Linked DNA regions of Homo sapiens: region 2 is linked to region 1. A link is a loop called in an ENCODE intact Hi-C map of the cell type or tissue named here. Cell type or tissue: psoas muscle. All regions are shown on one strand. Each heading gives the region's core, and the rest is flanking DNA. Links, peaks and the distances in the headings are about the cores only.

Region 1 (8,769 bases), core at 149-8,148:
TGAAAGGTTGTTACAATGAAGAAAATCCTTAGGGGAAAAAATGAAAGCCCCTATCATAGCAGATGCAGCACTCGGTATACCTCCTCATTTGTTTTCCTTTGATAGCCACGGAGATTCTTAAAGGTAACAATTTTATCTTAATCAATGTTGTACTTCCAGTGCTGCACACAACGAATGCTCGACGTTTGCCAGATGAATTTAGCCAACAGCCCTACTATCTCCAACCTTGCTCATTACTTAAGAGTGGTAGAAGATGGTCAGATGTGATGCCATAGCTGCCTTGGGCAATATATCACCAAGCAGAGCTCAAGGAATAAGCTTGCATCTTGGTCTCTACACAGAGACAACAGTGTAACAGGGTATCTGCAAGGATAACTCCGAAAATGCCCAGAGCTGTTGAAAGCCTCCTCCCTCACTGAAGCAACTGAGCTAGCTGGTTTTCAGACGGAAAGGCAGTGTAGGCACTGGAATGTGGGCTGCATGTTCCCGCATTGCTGGTGAGGGTGCACGATCTGGCACTGCAGCTGGCTGGTGGGAGGGCTGCATCCTACTCCAGGAGGTAGTACCCTCATGTGGGCTTTCCAAGAAGGCCCAGAGCCCAGGGAAAGAAGAGCAATGGCTGTCACCACAGCTCCAAAACCAAAGGCAACATGACGATTAGGGATGGGTGTGTCCTCAACCCTCAGAAAGGAAAACATACCCACACTAACCTGCCTACACAGCCAGATCATACTGCTGGGGCAACTCTGGTTCTGGTCCTTATGAATTCTGAGGCTCAGGCTGCAGTCCCTCCCTGGTCGACAAAATCATGTAATATTTATCACTAAAGTGCTTGGGATGGAAAGTGGAAAAGAAAAACCATTTCTATTTCAGAGACAAACAGCTACAAGCACAGGCCTTTCAGGTGGTGGAGAAGCTGTGGATATTATGACTAGATCCAAGCTACTTTTAATAGCTCAATTTCATAGTAACTTTCAGACCAAGCTCTCCAAGCCCCCAGTGGGGCACACCTGCATTTCTATGGGCCCAATGTTATAATGTATTTCAGAAAGAGCATTGTAGCTTAGAGAATGAGAGCCAAAGAAGGGCTATACTTCAACCTGATGCCAATGAAAGACAGTGCCTTGGTCAAACACTGATCACCCACAGACAGGTGCCCATCTCCTGTGTGAGTTCTTCTATCTTTTGCTCAGATACGGTGGAAGTGAGGACAGGGGAGGCTGGCTTCATAGGCCCCCAAGGTTGGCGTCAAGAACACACAAAACAAAGTACCGTGGTCTCCAGGCATAGAATACCAAACAGTGATACCATACTTCCTTGCCCAGGGGAACAGGGTAGTTGCTGACCTTTCTGGAAAAACCTGAGTCAGCAGAAGGCCAGTACTTCAAGAAACCCTATCTTAACCCAGAGATAGTTACTTAAGGTAAAGCTCTCCCCATCCACATCCACATAAAACAATTTCAATACCCCTCTCCTAAATGGGGTTTTACCAAAACAACTGGGCATTAAAATGCCTAACAGACACAACGGGCCCAGGCTCTGCAAAGCATTCTAAAAAAAGACCTGCGCCAAACAGGGTGGAGGCCACAGAAATCAACAAGACAGTACCTTGCTGCCATGGCTGCCGGTTCCTGGACCAGGGAGGGAAGGGAAGGACAGCAGACTTGGTGTTTCCCACTGTCAGTACCAACAGCGAATGGCTGTACCACCCCCTCCCCCCCGCCCCTTACCACCTTTTCATTTTCCTAGAGTATCTGCTGCCAATACCTCTTTATTATAATTTACATAAAGCAAAATATGTAGCTTGTAAGTATACCTGTAGTGTTTAAGTTCACATTTCTTCCTGAATACTCCAAGACTTGTATTTAGGCAACCCTCCTCCTTGTACCACAAGAGGGAAATAAACAGGTAACAGAAGGTATAAGCAGAAGCAATTTAAGGGGGGGCTGCCAAGAAGTCCCTTTAGTTTGTCCCCACTGAACCCTACCAAGAAGACAAGGGATCCTAAAGGGGAGTGGCTCTTCTTTTATCCAGCTGGTCACTCTCAACACAAAGGGAAAAAAAAAAAAGATTCTATAGCTGGGAGTTACCCCACCCCACTCACCCTGCCTACCCCTTTCCAGGATCAATGCTCTGAACCCTATGTTAAGTCAATTCCAAATATCTCAGTGCATTATCCAGCCTCATCTGAGGTTAAAATCCTTCCCTTGCCATGATTCAGAGACCACTCACTCTTCATATAACTCCCTGGTTTTTAAAACCACTGAGTAATTCTGGTCATCCAGTAATCAACCCCTTAACTCCCCTCCCCCACCTAAAAGTGTTTTGCTTCATCATCTCCAAGACAGGCCTGGGCACCAGGGGGTTAGCTGGATCTTTTCTGCACAAGGCCACCACGCCTTGGGGACCCTCCTCAGGGCCACTCCAGGTGCAGACTAACAACTCCAGGGAATTTATCAGGGTAAGTGGAAGAGCCATGCCTGCCTTTACGTGGAGCCATCTGTCCTGCCACACTCACAGCTTGCATTTCCATCTCTTGCAAAACAGCTCCATGTTGTATGTGTGTATGGTGGGGAGTGATGCAAAGGGGAACAGAACAACTGTTGCTGTGGATATCTTCGTTCACCACCCCCATGCATCCCCTTACCCCAGCCAACTCATTCTCTGGCACTCACCCGAGTGTGTGCTGCTCTGGGCTGAGGAATCTGAGTCCTGGGTGCTCCAGGGTCGGTCCCAGCCTGTCAGACTGAGGGACTGCAGGCCAAGGCACAAGTCATTTGCATCTGGGAGGCCACGGGAAGATTCTTGCGCAGAGGTTGGGAAAAGCATCCTGCTTGTAACTGTTTCTTCAGAGTCCTGGAAGTCTGTTTTGGAAAGGAGCACAGCAGAAACCTCAGAGTTAAGGGCTGTTTTCCCCAATATTATCAACAGTAAATATTATTAATAATAGTTTCCCCAGGCTCACAGGCCAGACATCCAAGCTGGCTGGATGCTGCAGCCGCTGCCTCTGCACTTTTGGGGACGCTGGGGCAAGAGCAGTTGCCATACAGGCCCCCTCCCCTCACACACACACCCCTATCCCGTCTGCATTACAGACTGGGCCAGCATGTGATCAGGCTGCTGATGCTTCCCGCTGCCAGTGACATCAGCCGGCTGAGCCGTGCAATAGAGAGCGGCATCATCCCTCACAGAACGGGGGAGGAGCAGGAGGGGACGACAGGGAGGAGACTTGCCTCCCAGGGAAAGACAGCACAACAGCTACTTGGAATAGTCCCGGTGCAGTGCCGTTAAGTCTGGGTTGCAAGGCAGCGCCCTCCGGTCTCCAGCAATGGTGGCCAAGCAGCCCTCACGCACGACTGAAGTCCTCTCCGCCGACAGCAGAGCCAAAGCAGCCGACTGCCTGCTCGTGTGGCTCTGCCCTCCTGCCCCTCCCTTTCCCTCCCCCTGCTCTCCACCCCCAAACCCAAAAACACTCTAGTCCTGGACTCTCTCCAGCTGCTGGCTCAAGCCCTGGCTTTGCAGCCCAATGCAAAGCTTCACAGTCCTGCTAGCAAAAATCTGTGCTCCAAGTGGCCCCTGAGCAGCACCCTGACACAGCAGTGTTTACCACTGAGGAACAAGATAACCTTCAGAAAAATACTGTACACTTGGACCCTGGGGAACAACACCTGGTGTTCCAGGCTTGTCTAGAGCAGCTTATCACAGAGAAAGGGGGTAAGCGTTGGCAGAGTGGGGGAGAGTCACTGGGCTGTTCCAGGTACACCTCAAAGGACATGGCCCACAACCCACATGCCAGAGTGAGACCTGCCCTGACTAGGATAATCCCTGTGCCCAGGTTCCCTCATCCCAACAAGATGGGTATTAGTCATGAACAGATACAGCGGCTCAGCTCCTCCCCTCCCTCCTGCAACTGTAGGCACAGACTGAGGAAACACTCTCGAAGCAGCATCTGACAAACCAAGAGAAACAGTCTCTGAAGTATCGTTACGCCCTATTAGAAACACCAAACTCTGAAACCTAATCACCTAGCTCTGTCAATATTGCTTCTCTTGCCCTTCCAGGAGCCCTGAGCATGATACAGGGCAGCCGTGAGGGCCACTGATGCCTCTAACATCCAGGCCCTCTCTCAGAGGTGCTGCACAAGACCAATGCTTATTTCTGTGGCCACTCACAGCTCCAGCAACAAAGACTAAGAAAATTCAGCTTCTGGAGCTTCCGCCATTTCCTCTTTGCCATCTCCTCCCACATCGGTCCTTTTCCAACATGAGCCCAGGGTCACTGGGCTTCTTCCTCATAAAGGAGGGTAGGGCAACAGGCCCAGACTCACCAGGCAGGCTGCTCAAACCTGGACTCAGCTGGTAGCACTCCACCTGCTTGTTCTCCCCTGTTGCAAGGAGAAGCAAGCAGATACGGGAAGCATGCCCACCTGGGACCTCCCATGGCAGGGTCGAGAGAATAATGCTGCCACAGAAATAGCTGTTCAGAACTTCCTGCAGTACACCCTGTGTCCACAGGCACTCAGGCATAGCCTAGAAGGGAAAATTATCAGTCTCCTTCCTTTGGAGATTTTTTTTTTTTTTTAAAGCTTTGCTGCTGTGTCATCCATCCACGTTATTCCTCCTGGCTGTAGATATTCTGCTTGCTCCCTATCTGTGTTTGTCAAAGCCTTGTTCATCATGGCAAAGGCCTAGCAAAAATCACCCATACTGGTGCTGCCCCTACCCCTGACTACTCCCCTCCTGCTTCTCTATGTTCACCCTTCCCTCAAGCTAAGGATATACTTTAGACTTCACCCATACATATTAGTTACCAAAACACAATGCTTCCTTCAAAAACATCCATATTTAAGTATCTATTCTCCCCTACACCAAATATCTATATAATCCCCATACCCCAATCTGAGGGCATCTATGTCTAGAAGCAGCCATTTTCTACCCATTAAAATCAGGGTGACTGTGCATATGATTACCCCCATCCCTCACGAGGAGAGAATCAACTATGCTCTTGCTACTCAAAATACAGTGTGGCAGACCAGCAATATGAGCATCACCAGGAGCTTGTTATAAATACTGAGTCTCAGGCCCCACCCAAGACCGACAGAATTGAGATCTGCATTTTAACAAGATCCCCAGTTAATATATATGTATGCAAAAAAAGTTTGAGCAGTCGGGTGTGGTGGCTCATGCCTATAATCCCAGAACTTTGGGAAGATTGCTTGAGCCCAGGAGTTCAAGGCAGCAGTGAAAGCCATGACTGCACCACTGTACTCCAGCCTGGGCGACAAAGTAGTTCCCATCTCAAAAGTTTGAACAGTACTGATGTGTACAACTAACACAATCTTCCCACCCCAAGCTGAAAGACCCCAGGCCTGAGCAACAGGTCTGTTAAACCCATTTAAGACCAAATGGCTACATGCATCCAGGAGCTTGGAGTTCTACACACAGTATAATTCTACCCTCACCCCTACAACCCCCACCACAGACCTCACCTTCCTCCTTATCCAGACATTCCTCAATCTGTTGTTTCTTCTAGATAAAGATTTTCACTACCATTGTAGGATTTCTTCACTAGCTCCAACTCAATGCAGGCCATACCTGTTAAAACCATTAGTGTGGCAGGCTGGAAAAATCAACAGCTTTAGATGACTGACAGACCTTGCTCTGCTCACCAGGTCTGCCACTGTGTCTTTCTGAGAATCTTTTCTTCTTTAAAGATGCAACAGTAGCCATCTTTTAGGTGTTTTGTGAGGATTAAAGAAAATATTTGAGGCCAGGTGCAGTGGCTCAAGTCTGTAATCCCAGCACTTTGGGAGGCTGAGGCAGGCAGATCGCTTGAGGTCAGGAGCTCAAGACCAGTCTGGCCAACGTGGTGAAAACCTGTCTCTACTAAAAATACAAAAAACATTAGCCAGGCACAGTGGCACACGCCTGCAGTCCCAGCTACTTAGGAGGCTGAGGCAGGAGAATTGCTTGAGCCCAGGAAGGGGAGAGGTTGCAGTGAGCCAAGATCGTGCCACTGCACTCCAGCCTGGGCAACAGAGCTAGACTCGGTCTCAAAAAAAAAAAAAAAAAAAAAAAAAAAAATCATAAACCATGTTCATGTACTGGAAGACTCAACAGCGCTAAAAAGTGATACCCACAAAATTAATATACAGATGTTCCTCAACTACAGTGGGGTTATGGTCTGATAAACCCATTGTAAGTTGAAAATATTATAAACGGAAAATGCATTTAAATACATCTAATTTACTGCACATTATAGCTTAGCCTAGCATACCTTAACTGTGCTCAGAAAACTGACACTAGCCTACAGTAGGGCAAAATAATTTAACACAAAACTTGTTTTATAATAAAGTGATGAACACCTCATGTAATTTATTGAATACTGTAATGAAAATAAAAACAGAAAGGTCGTATGGATACTCAAAGTACAATTTCAACTGAATGCGTATCATTTTCACACCATCATCATGTCAAAAACCAAAGTTGAACCAACCTAAGTCTGGGGCCATCTGCACATCTGTGTAATCCCAATATACCAGACTTAAAGCAATTCATTGGGGAAAAACTTTTTAACAAATGGCACTGGAACACCATATGGGGAGGAGGGAATAAACTCTGACCTATATACAAACATTAATTTAGTAGATATCAGAGACGTAAAAGTGAAAGCTAAGTATAAACTACAAAGCCTCTCTAAGAACCTATCTTTGTAACTTGGTAGGGGAGGGGGAGTACATAGAAGCAAGGGTTTCTTTATGTAGAGTACAGAAAGCAATGATCATGGAGAAAGTTGATAAGCTGACCTTATCACAACGAAAAACTTCTGCTCATCAAGATACCACTAAGAAAATAATTACGCAAGCCACAATATGTGAGAAAATACCCACAACCATATCTGACAAATCAGTAAAAGAAATCTTAACTGAAAAGTAACGAAATCTCAATTGTTAAAAGGCACAAAATCTGAAAAGCACTTCACAAGGATTATATAAATGGCCAATAAGAACTTCAAAAAGTGCTCAAAATCATTAGTCAAAGAAATCCAAGTTAAAACCACAGTGAGACACTACTGCACACCTACTAGATGGCTAAAATTTAAAAGACTGTACCACATCTTGCCAACATTTGATGTTGTCAATCAAAGCTTCATTACCGTAAATGGTACATCCACCTTGTACTTATGAAAACGCTTATATATTTTCTTCCTTTTCAATGGGAGAAAAGGTACATCCACTTTGAAAAATGGTCTGCCCATTTCTTACACAACTAACACATATTATCTTATGACCCAGAAATTCTACTCCTAGGAATTCAACTAAGAGGAGTAAAAGTGTATGTCTAATAAAACACCTGTGCAAGAATAGTCATAGCAGCTTTATTCATAATCACCCAAACGTGGATTCAGTCCATGTGAGAATCAACAGAACAAAATGTAGTACATGCATATACCATACTATTATTCAGCAATAAAAAGGAATAATACAGGCAACAATAAGATAATTATGGTGAGTGGAAAAAGCCGTACATAAGTTACATATGTATATAATTCCACTTATTTGAATTTTTAGAGCAGACAAAACTAATAAATGGTGAAAAAAATCAGGTGGTTGCCTCTGGCAGGAAGTAGGCAGGTAGATTAGGAAGGGGTACAAGGAAAGTAGCTGAGGTGATGCTAACAGTGTGTATATTTTGATGAGAGTGAGGATACATCAGTCAGAATGGATCTAATGACACATTTAGAATTTGTGCTCTTCACTGCATATAAATTTTACCTCAAAAAAGTTATAAACAAATATAGTATTGAATACTAGTTAATGATATGTATGGTGAAGGATTTTGGGGTAAACTGTAGCAATGTCTACAATTTAAAGATATGTGATAAGGCAAATATGACAAGATGTTCACTGTTCAATCTAGGTGGTATTACAGGTGTTCACTTTGTAATTCTTTTAGCTTTTATGTATGCTTGAAAATGTTACTAAAATGTTGAGAAAAAAATAAAGTCAGACTTTTTCTGAAAAAATGAAAGTCTGACTGAACTAATTGATTTGACAATAAAAACTGACTCCAGGCTGGGTGTGGTGGCTCATACGTGTAGTCCCAGCACTTTGTGAGGCCAACGCAGGTGGATAGCTTGAGCCAATGAGTTTGAGACCAGCCTGGGCAACATGGCAAAACCCCGTCTGTAATAAAAATACAAAAAATCAGCCGGGCATGGTGGGTGCACACTTGTAGTCACAGCTACTTGGGTGGCTGAGGTGGAAGGATCGCTTGAGCCTAGGAGGCAGAGGATGCAGTGAGCTGAGACCACGCCACTGCACTCCAGCCTGGGTGACAGAGTGAGACCCCGTCTCCAAAAACAGGACTCCATTAAATGAGGCATTATAGTAGAAATTTTTTTCTGTAAATAAAGTTAAATCTATAGGCCCATGGCTTTGACAAAACATACTTAAAGCAAATGGTAAGATTAAATCATTTTTAAATAGCATGTTGGCAAAGGTGTGTTTTGTTTTGTTTTTGCAGCTGAGGCTATAGGCACACCACTATGTCCAACTATTTTTATTGTTTTGTAGAGACAGAGTCTCACTATGTTGGCCAGGCTGGTCTCGAACTCCTGGGCTCAAGGGATCCTCCCACCCCAGGCTCTCAAAGTGCTGGGATTACATGTGTGAGCCACTGTGCCCGACTGCAAAGGTGTATTTTTAAACTAACTTAAAAAATTTTTTTTTAATTTCCTACAAATGTTGCACAAAAACTATTTTAAGTT
Region 2 (8,769 bases), core at 320-8,319, 150 kb after region 1:
TTCTTTTCTCTGCTAAAACTCTCTATCCATGTGTTCATTATCACTATCTTCTTTAAAGTCTTTTGTAAATATCCATATCTGCCTCAAAGTTTTTTTCCCCAACATTTGGGTGATCTTGGTATCTATTTCCATTGACATTTTTATTGTTGAATTACATTTTCTTTCTTTTTTCTTTTTCTTTTATTTTGAGACAGAGTCTCCCTCTGTCAACCAGGCTGGAGTGCAATGGTGTGATCTCGGCTCACTGCAACCTTGGCCTCCCGGGCTCAAGTGATTCTCGTGCCTCAGCCTCCCAAGTAGCTGGGATTACAGGTATGAGCCACCACGCCCAGCTAATTTTTGTATTTTTAGTAGAGATGGGGTTTTGCCATGTTGGCCTGGCTGGTCTCGAACTCATGGCTTCAAGTGATCCGCCCACCTTGGCCTCCCAACGTACTGGGATTACAGTTGTGAGCCACTGCACCCAGCCTACATTTTCTTTCTTTCTGTTTTTATCTTTTCTTCCTCTTCCTCTTCCTCCCCTCCCCCTCCCCCTCCCCTCCCCCTGCCCCTCTTCTTCCTCTTCCTCTTCCTCTTCTTCTTCTTCTTCTTCTTCTTCTTCTTCTTCTTCTTCTTCTTCTTCTCCTTCTTCTTCTTCTCCTTCTTCTTCTTCTTCTTCTTCTTCTTCTCCTTCTCCTTTCTTCTTGCCTAGGATTTAAAAAAATTGTGGCTAGGCGAGGTGGCTCTCGCCTGTAATCCTAGCACTTTGGGAGGCCGAGGCAGGTGGATCTCAAGGTCAGCAGTTTGAGACCAGCATGGCCAGCATGGTGAAACCCCGTCCATACTAAAAATATAAAAGTTTGCTAGGCATGGTGGCACACGCATGTAATCCTAGTTATTCGGGAGGCAGATGTAGGAGAATCGTTTGACCCCGGGAGGTGGAGGCTGCAGTGAGCCAAGAGCACGCCACTGGACTCCAGCCCCCCATCCCCCACCAAAAAATAGTATAATGAACATTGAGTATGATACAGTGTAGAGATTCTGGATTCTTTTAGCTTCCCCTGAAGAATGTTTATTTTTGTACTAGCAAGCCTCAAACTTGTGGAATCCTAATTTAACTCTTTTTTATGATGATTCTATTAAAAGTTTTACCCCCATTATTATGATGAATTCCTTCATCCTGGGATATAGTCTTTTAAGGTGTGACTTCTATGGGATTTCAGTAGACAGTCCAAGGCATTTGCCAAGCCCCTTTAAATTTCTGAAAATTGAACCACAAATTCTGCCTCCCTTGGAGTATGCAGCAACTGAAATATCTGCCCTTTTCCTTCTGCCTTTCAACTACTGCTTTCTACTGAGCTCCTTGGAGTTTCACTTCATGGACGTGTAGTAAGGGGTTATCCAAGAATTTGAAGACATTTCATGCATTGATCTTGGGAATCTTGTCTCTGAAGATTCCTCCTTTCAGGGATATCCTCCATCAATTTGCAGTTGCTCTAGAAACCCTGAACTTTCTCGACCAATATCTTTTTTTTTTTTTTTTGAGATGGAGTCTCACTCTGTCACCCAGGCTGGAGTGCAGTGGCGCGGTCTCGGTTCACTGCAAGCTCCGCCTCCCAGGTTCACGCCATTCTCCTGCCTAAGCCTCCCGAGCAGCTGGGACTACAGGCGCCTGCCTCCACGCCTGGCTAGTTTTTTGTATTTTTAGTAGAGAAGGGGTTTCACCGTGTTAGCCAGGATGGTCTCCATCTCCTGACCTCGTGATCCACCCGCCTGGGACTCCCAAAGTGCTGGGATTACAGGTGTGAGCCACCGCACCCAGCCATATATATATATGTTTTTGTTTTTGTTTTTGTTTGACGGAGTCTCGCTCTGTAGCCAGGCTGGAGTGCAGCGGCATGATCTTGGCTCACTGCAACCTCCGCCTCCCAGGTTCAAGCAATTCTCTTGCCTCAGCCTCCCGAGTAGCTGGGACTACAGGCATGTGCCACCATGCCCGGCTAATTTTTGTATTTTTAGTAGAGACGAGATTTCACCATGTTGGCCAGGATAGTCTCAATCTCTTGACCTCGTGATCCACCCACCTCAGCCTTCCAAAGTGCTGAGATTACAAGCATGAGCCACCGTGCCTGGCCTCTCCACCAATATCTTAAGCTGAGAAGTCTATAGCTTTGTGCATGAGTTCTAGCATCTCACAGTGTGTAAACTGGGGTGTCCCTAAGAAGGAAACTTTGGCCGGGCGTGGTGGCTCATACCTGTAATCCCAGCACTTTGGGAGGCTGAGGTGGGTGGATCATGAGGTCAGGAGATCCAGACCATCCTGGCTAACATGGTGAAACCCCGTCTGTACTAAAAATACAAAAAATTAGCTGGGTGTGGTGGCGGGCGCCTGTAGTCCCAGCTACTTTGAGGCAGGAGAATCGCTTGAACCCAGGAGGCAGAGCTTGCGGTGAGCCGAGGTTGGGCCACTGCACTCCAGCCTGGGCGACAGAGCAAGACTCCATCTCAATAAATAAAAAAAAAAAAAGAAGAAGAAGAAGAAGAAAACTTTGGAAACATGGATCTCATTCAGTGCACTTCTCTTTTTTCTGGGGTCAAATCTCCAGGTTCTACGGGCTCTTGAATTCTGTCTAGTTCCTCCATGTTGTTTTTTAAATTTTATTTTTTTAATTGACATTCAGTAAATGTCAATTGTACATTTCTATGAATTTTAACATATGTATAGATGCATCACAAGATACAGAATAGTTCTACCATCCCCCAAAACTAACTCTTTTCAACATCTTATACTAGTATGGTCCACATGTCTCAATTGGTGAACCAATGTTAGTACATTATTATTAACTAAGGTCCATACATTATTCAGCTTCCCTTAAGTTTTTGGCTATAGTCCTTTTCTTGTTCCAGGATTCCATCCCAGCACTATATTACATTTAGTCATCATGTCTCTTTGGGTTCCTCTTGTCACCATGGTTTTAATTTGCATTTCCCTAATTAATGTTAAACATATTTTATGTGCTTATCTGCCATCTATATAATCTCTTTGGTGAAGTATCTCTTCAAATCTTTTGCTATTTGTATTGAAATGTAGTTTACATGCCATAAAATTCATCATTTTATTTATATATTTATTTAATTTTTTTTTTTTTTGAGACAGAGTCTCTCTCTGTAGCCCAGGCTGGAGTGCAGTGGCGCAATCTTGGCTCACTGCAACATCCGCCTCCCAGATTCAAGTGATTCTCTTGCCTCAGCCTCCCGAGTAGCTGGGACTACAGGCATGCACCACCACCGGCTAATTTTTGTATTTTTAGTAGACAGGGTTTCACCATGTTGGCCAGGCTGGTCTCAAACTCCTGACTTCAAGTGATCCACCCACCTTGGCCTCCCAAAGTGCTGGGATTATAGGTGTGAGCCACCGTGCCTGGCCAAATTCACCATTTAAAAATGTACAATTCATTTGGAGTTTTAAAAAGTATGTTTACAAGGTTGTATAACCATCACTACTATCTTTGGTGTGTTTTTTTTTTTTTTTTTGAGACAGAGTCTCACTTTGTTGCCCAGGCTGAAGTGCAGTGGTGCAATCTCGGCTCACTTCAACCTCTACCTCCTGGGTTCAAGTGATTCTCTTTCCTCAGTCTCCCAAGTAGCTGGGATTACAGGTGTGCACCACTGCGCCCAGCTAATTTTTGTATTTTTAATAGGGACTGAGTTTCACCATGTTGGCCAGGCTGGTCTTGAACTCCTGACCTCAGGTTGTCCACCTACCTTGGCCTCCTAAAGTGCTGGGATTACAGGCATGAGCCACCTCACCTGGCCCCATCACTACTATCTAATTCCAGAACATTTTCATCACCCTCCAAAAATATCTCATATTCATTAGGCAGTCACTCCCCTATTCTCTCCTCTCCTAATAACCACAAATCTGCTTTTTGTCTCTATGAATTTATCTATTATGGACACTTTGTATAAATGGAATTATATAATGTATGGCCTTTTGTGACTGGTTTCTTTCATTGAGCATGTTTTCAAGATTCATCCATGTTGTACCATGTACCAGTACTTCATTCCTTTTTTTTCTTTTTTGAGACAGGGTCTTGCTGTTGCCCAGGCTGGAGTACAGTGGCATGATCACATCTCACTGCAGCCTTGACATCCCAGGCTCACACAATCCTCCCACCTCAGCCTCCCAAGTAGCTAGGATCACAGGCACATGCCACCATACCCAGCTATTTTTTTTTTTTTTTAATAGAGACAGGGTCTCACTGTGTTAGCCAGGCTGGTCTCAAAACTCCTGGCTCAAACAGTCCTCTCACCTCACCCTCCCAAAATACTGGGATTACAGGCATGAACCACTGCGCCTTGCCTTCATTCCTTTTAATGAACATATAATATTCCATTTTATGTATATACATTTTGTTTATCCATTCATCAGTTGATAGGCATTTGGATTGTTTCCACTGTTTGAATATTATAAATAATGGTACTATGACAATTCATGTACAAGTTTTTGTTTGAACATATGTTTTCACTTCTCTTGAGTATATGCCTAGGAGTGCAGTTGCTGGGTCATATGAAAATTCTGCTTAACTTTTTAAAGAAACTTGCCAAAGCAACTGCACCATTTTACATTTCCATGAGCAATGTTTCAGTTTCTCTACATCCTCACCAATTCTTGTTTTTATCTGTATTTTTTATTATGGCCATTCTAGCAACTGTGAAGTAATATTTCATTGTGGTTTGGGTTTGCATTTCCCTGATGAGTAATGATGTCGAGTATCTTTTCATGTGCCTATTGGCCATTTGTAGATCTTTCTTTTTTTTTTTTTTAGACGAAATCTCACTCTGTCTCCCAGGCTGGAGTGCAGTGGTGCAATCTCGGCTCACTGCAACCTCCACTTCCCAGTTCAAGCGATTCTTGTGTCTCAGCCTCCTGAGTAGCTGAGACTATGACCACCACGCCCAACTAATTTTTGTATTTTTAATAGAGACAGGGTTTCACCATGTTGGCCAGGCTGGTCTCAAACTCCTGACTTTAAGTGATTCACCTGCTTTGGCCTCCCAAAATGCTGGGATTACAGGGGTGAGCCACCACGCCCTGCCAATGCTTTGCTTTTGATGTTATATTTGAGAAACTTGCCTACTTTAAAGTCACAAAGATGTATACCTACGTTTTCTCCTAAGAGCTTCTAGTTTTAGTTCTTACTTTTAGGCCTTTGATCTACTTCGAGTTAATTTTTTATGTGGTGTGAGGTAGGCATCCAACTTCATTCTTTTGCATGTAGATATCCAGTTGTCCCAGCATCATTTATAGAAATGGTCTTTTCCCCCACTGAATTATCTTGGGATTGTGGTTAAAAATAGATTAGCCACAGAAAAAAAAAAAGAAAACCAAAATTTGTTGTCATCTCTTAAAGAATTAAGAATTGTACATAAAAACCTTACATCAATTAAAACAATGAATACATTTACAGTGTAAATGCAAACTTCTTCCAGCTCAAGGCAAGTAACAGCCTACCGGTGTCCTGGCAGGAAAACATCAGGAAAGAAAGGAAACTGGGTCCTAAGGTTTGGACTTTTCCAACCCTGACAGACGGGCAAGACAGAAATGACAACTGGTGGAGGAGCTCCTGCCGGTCTCTAGACGAATTCTGGAACCCTGAGCTCCGACACATTAGTACCCTGCACAGATGGAGAGACTGCAGGTCAGGCAGAATCACCAAGCCACGGACTTCTCTTCCACAAGCATGTTCTCACCTCTGCCATGAAGTGACTAAGCCACATGTACTAAGGGTTTAAATCAAAGATAAGTACAAGGTATTAAATACCAAGGGAACATTTAACTTCAGTACAAGGTCAAAATCAGCAACAAATCCTACAATCCAGTGCTGACATCAGATACAAGCTTCAAGGACAAATTTCTTTTCTTTTTTTTTTTTTTTTTTTTGAGACGGAGTTTCACTCTTGTTGCCCAGGCTGGAGTGCAATGACGCGATCTCAGCTCACCTCTGCCTCCCAGGTTTAAGCGATTCTCCTGCCTCAGCCTCCCGAGTAGCTGGGATTACAGGCATGTGCCACTATGCTCGGCTAATTTTGTATTTTTAGTAGAGACGGGGTTTCTCCATGTTGGTCAGGCTGGTCTCAAACTCCCGACCTCAGGTGATCCGCCCGCCTGGGCCTCCAAAAGTGCTGGGATTACAGGCATGAGCCACTGCACCCAGCCTGACAAATTTCTTTTCAAAGGCTTATTCCAGTTTCCTAAGGCTAGCATGAGATGTATACATTTTCCAGGGACAAATTTGTACTTCTGAATTGACTCAGGCAGCACAGGCTACGTATCTCATCACAGTCCATTTAGAAGCATTTGCGGTGAACAGTGGAGGGGCCTGACTGGTGGCACTCCCGCTTGCTGATCCACATTGGCTGGAAGGTGGACAGTGAGGCCAGGATGGAGCTGCTGATCCACATGGAATACTTGTGCTCAGAGACAGCCATGATCTTGATCTTCATGGTCCTGGGTGCTGGGGCAGTGATCTCCTTCTACATCCTGTGTGTGATACTTGGGTGCATGGCAATGCTGCCAGACAGCACCACATTGGTGTACAGGTCCTTGCAGATATCCACATCACACTTCATGATGGAGGTCAAGATGGTCTCCTGGATGCAGCAAGATTCCATGCCCAGGAAGGAGGGCTGGGACAGCGCCTCTGGACACCAGAACCACTCATTGCTGATGGTGACCACCAGGCTGTGGGAGAGCTTGTAGCTCTTCTCCAGGAAGGAAGAGGACACGGCAGTGGCCATCTCCTGCTGCAAGTCCAAGGCAACACAGCATAGCTTTTCCTGGATGTCACGCACAATCCCCCACTTCACTGTGGTGATGAAGCTGTAGCGGGCCCCTCGAGGATCTTCACCACGTAGTCGGCCAGGTCCCGGCCAGCCAGGGCCAAACACAGGATGACTGGGAGAGGGTGGCTGTATCCTTGGAGATGGGCAAGTGTGGGTGACCCCATCGCCTGAGTCCCCCATGGTGCCAATGGCACTGACAGAGGCATGCAGGGACAGGGTGACCTGAATGGCCCTGTACTTGACTGGGGTGTTGAAGGCCCCAAACATGATCTGAATCATCTTCTCTCTGTTGGCCTTGGGGCTCGGGGGCCTCGGTCAGCAGCACCAGTTGCTCCTTAGGGGCCACGTGCAGCCCATTGCGGAAGGTATGGTGCTAGATCTTCCCCATGTGGTCCCAGTTGGTGATGAGGCCTGCTCCATGGGGTGCTTCAGGATCAGGATGCTGCTTGCTCTGGGCCTCATCGCCCACATAGGAGTCCTAGCCCCTGCCCACCATCATGCCCTGGTGCCAGGGGTGCCTGACAATGGAGAGGAACATGACTTGAGGGCATTGTCCCCAGCAAAGGCAGACTTGCACATGGCAAAGCTATTGTCAACAATGAGCAAGGTGATTTCTGCTTCCATTGTGATCTGTCGGGGAAATGATGAGACAATGTCGAGTGTGGTCTGGCACCAGCCAGGGAGAAATTTAAATAATTTTTACCTAAAATTGTAATACATTATTCTATTTTGGTATAAATAAAATGGTTAAATAACATTGTGAGTTTTAATACACTTTTCAGTTTTTCTGTATTTTTCAACCACTTCCGCGTTCTGAAAAAAGCAACAATTTAAGAATATATTACAAAGTGTATGGTGCACACATTTTTTTATTTGCCTCAGGAGCCAATATGTTGAGACATGGCATTGTTGATTCAGCTGTGTGGGGCTTAACTATTGGAAAAGAGATTTTTATTTTTACTCTATGAGTTTGAGTATAGTGTGGAAAATCATCTGCTAAAAGTATCCCCATTTTACAGATGAAGACCCTATTAAGAAAGGCTAAGCAACCGCCCAAGGTCCCCAGCTCTGCTAGGTAGTTACCCTAGAGCTTGTGTTATTGGCCTCCATTCATGATATTTATAGACTTGATTAGCTAATAATCAGGTATTGTTTCTTGTATGTGGCTTTGTCTCTATTGATTGCATCCATTATATGTTAATATTTGCTTCTTACAGAATATTTAATAAGGTTGAAATATGAGTGGAAGGGACTTTATATACCACGGAGATAACTTAATCCATCCTGCAGTTCCCTAAGGAGCCAATAAAGGTGTCTAAGCCATAGAAATTGTGTAATTATATATATATATATAGTTTTTTTTTTTTTGAGATGGAGTCTCAACTCTTGTCACCCAGGCTGGAGTGCAATGGCACGATCTCGGCTCACTGCAACCTCCGGCTCCCAGGTTCAAGCGATCCTCCTGCCTCAGCCTCCCGAGTAGCTGGGATTACAGGCACCCACCATCATGGCCAGCTAATTTTTTTGTATTTCTGTAGAGACCACGTTGGCCAGGCTGGTCTCGAACTCCTAACCTCATGTGATCCGCCCACCTTGGCCTCCCAAAGTGCTGGTATTACAGGCGTGAGCCACTGCGCCTGGCCTAGATATGTTTGAAAGAATAACGAGGGGCCAGTATAAAAGATAAACTGGAAACAGAGAAAGCAAGTTTTTTTAGGGTTGCTGGATGAGGGCAAATGCATAATTAAATGACGAATGTGTTCATTAAGGCAGTGGTGGGAAGAACAAAAAGAAGAGGACATAAAAGAGTGATTGAGGTGATTGACAAAAGAAGGGACATAAAAGAGTGATTGACACTTGAGTATCCTTTGAGTTGGGTTGTTCCTAGCCATCCTTTCCGATCTTCCTTCCTAACTTAAGTAGGTTAAGGATTAAGGTTTCTTC

What was found. Hi-C counts contacts between places; a loop is a spot of excess contacts. Peaks named below come from ENCODE experiments on the same cell type or tissue, not always from the same donor. Only the 100,000 strongest peaks of a DNase experiment are listed, where the experiment ranks them.
Region 2: it touches region 1 in a loop (2.2-fold over the local background); 1 of 110 quality-filtered maps calls a loop at or near these places.

Annotation. Positions count from the first base shown.
Region 1 is chr15:82,568,669-82,577,437 of GRCh38, forward strand. CPEB1 (cytoplasmic polyadenylation element binding protein 1) reads right to left here. Exons shown (of 13, transcript NM_001365242.1): 4 at 2,676-2,864. Among named protein-coding and RNA genes, the nearest start is that of RPS17, 33 kb to the left of the region's middle. In psoas muscle, for the core only: no CTCF peak of the experiment used is centred there; DNase peaks (open chromatin) are centred at 3,173 and 3,483; H3K4me3 peaks cover 966 bases; H3K27me3 peaks cover 270 bases.
Region 2 is chr15:82,719,977-82,728,745 of GRCh38, forward strand. It overlaps the pseudogene ACTG1P17. Among named protein-coding and RNA genes, the nearest start is that of AP3B2, 14 kb to the left of the region's middle. In psoas muscle, for the core only: no CTCF peak of the experiment used is centred there; no DNase peak of the experiment used is centred there.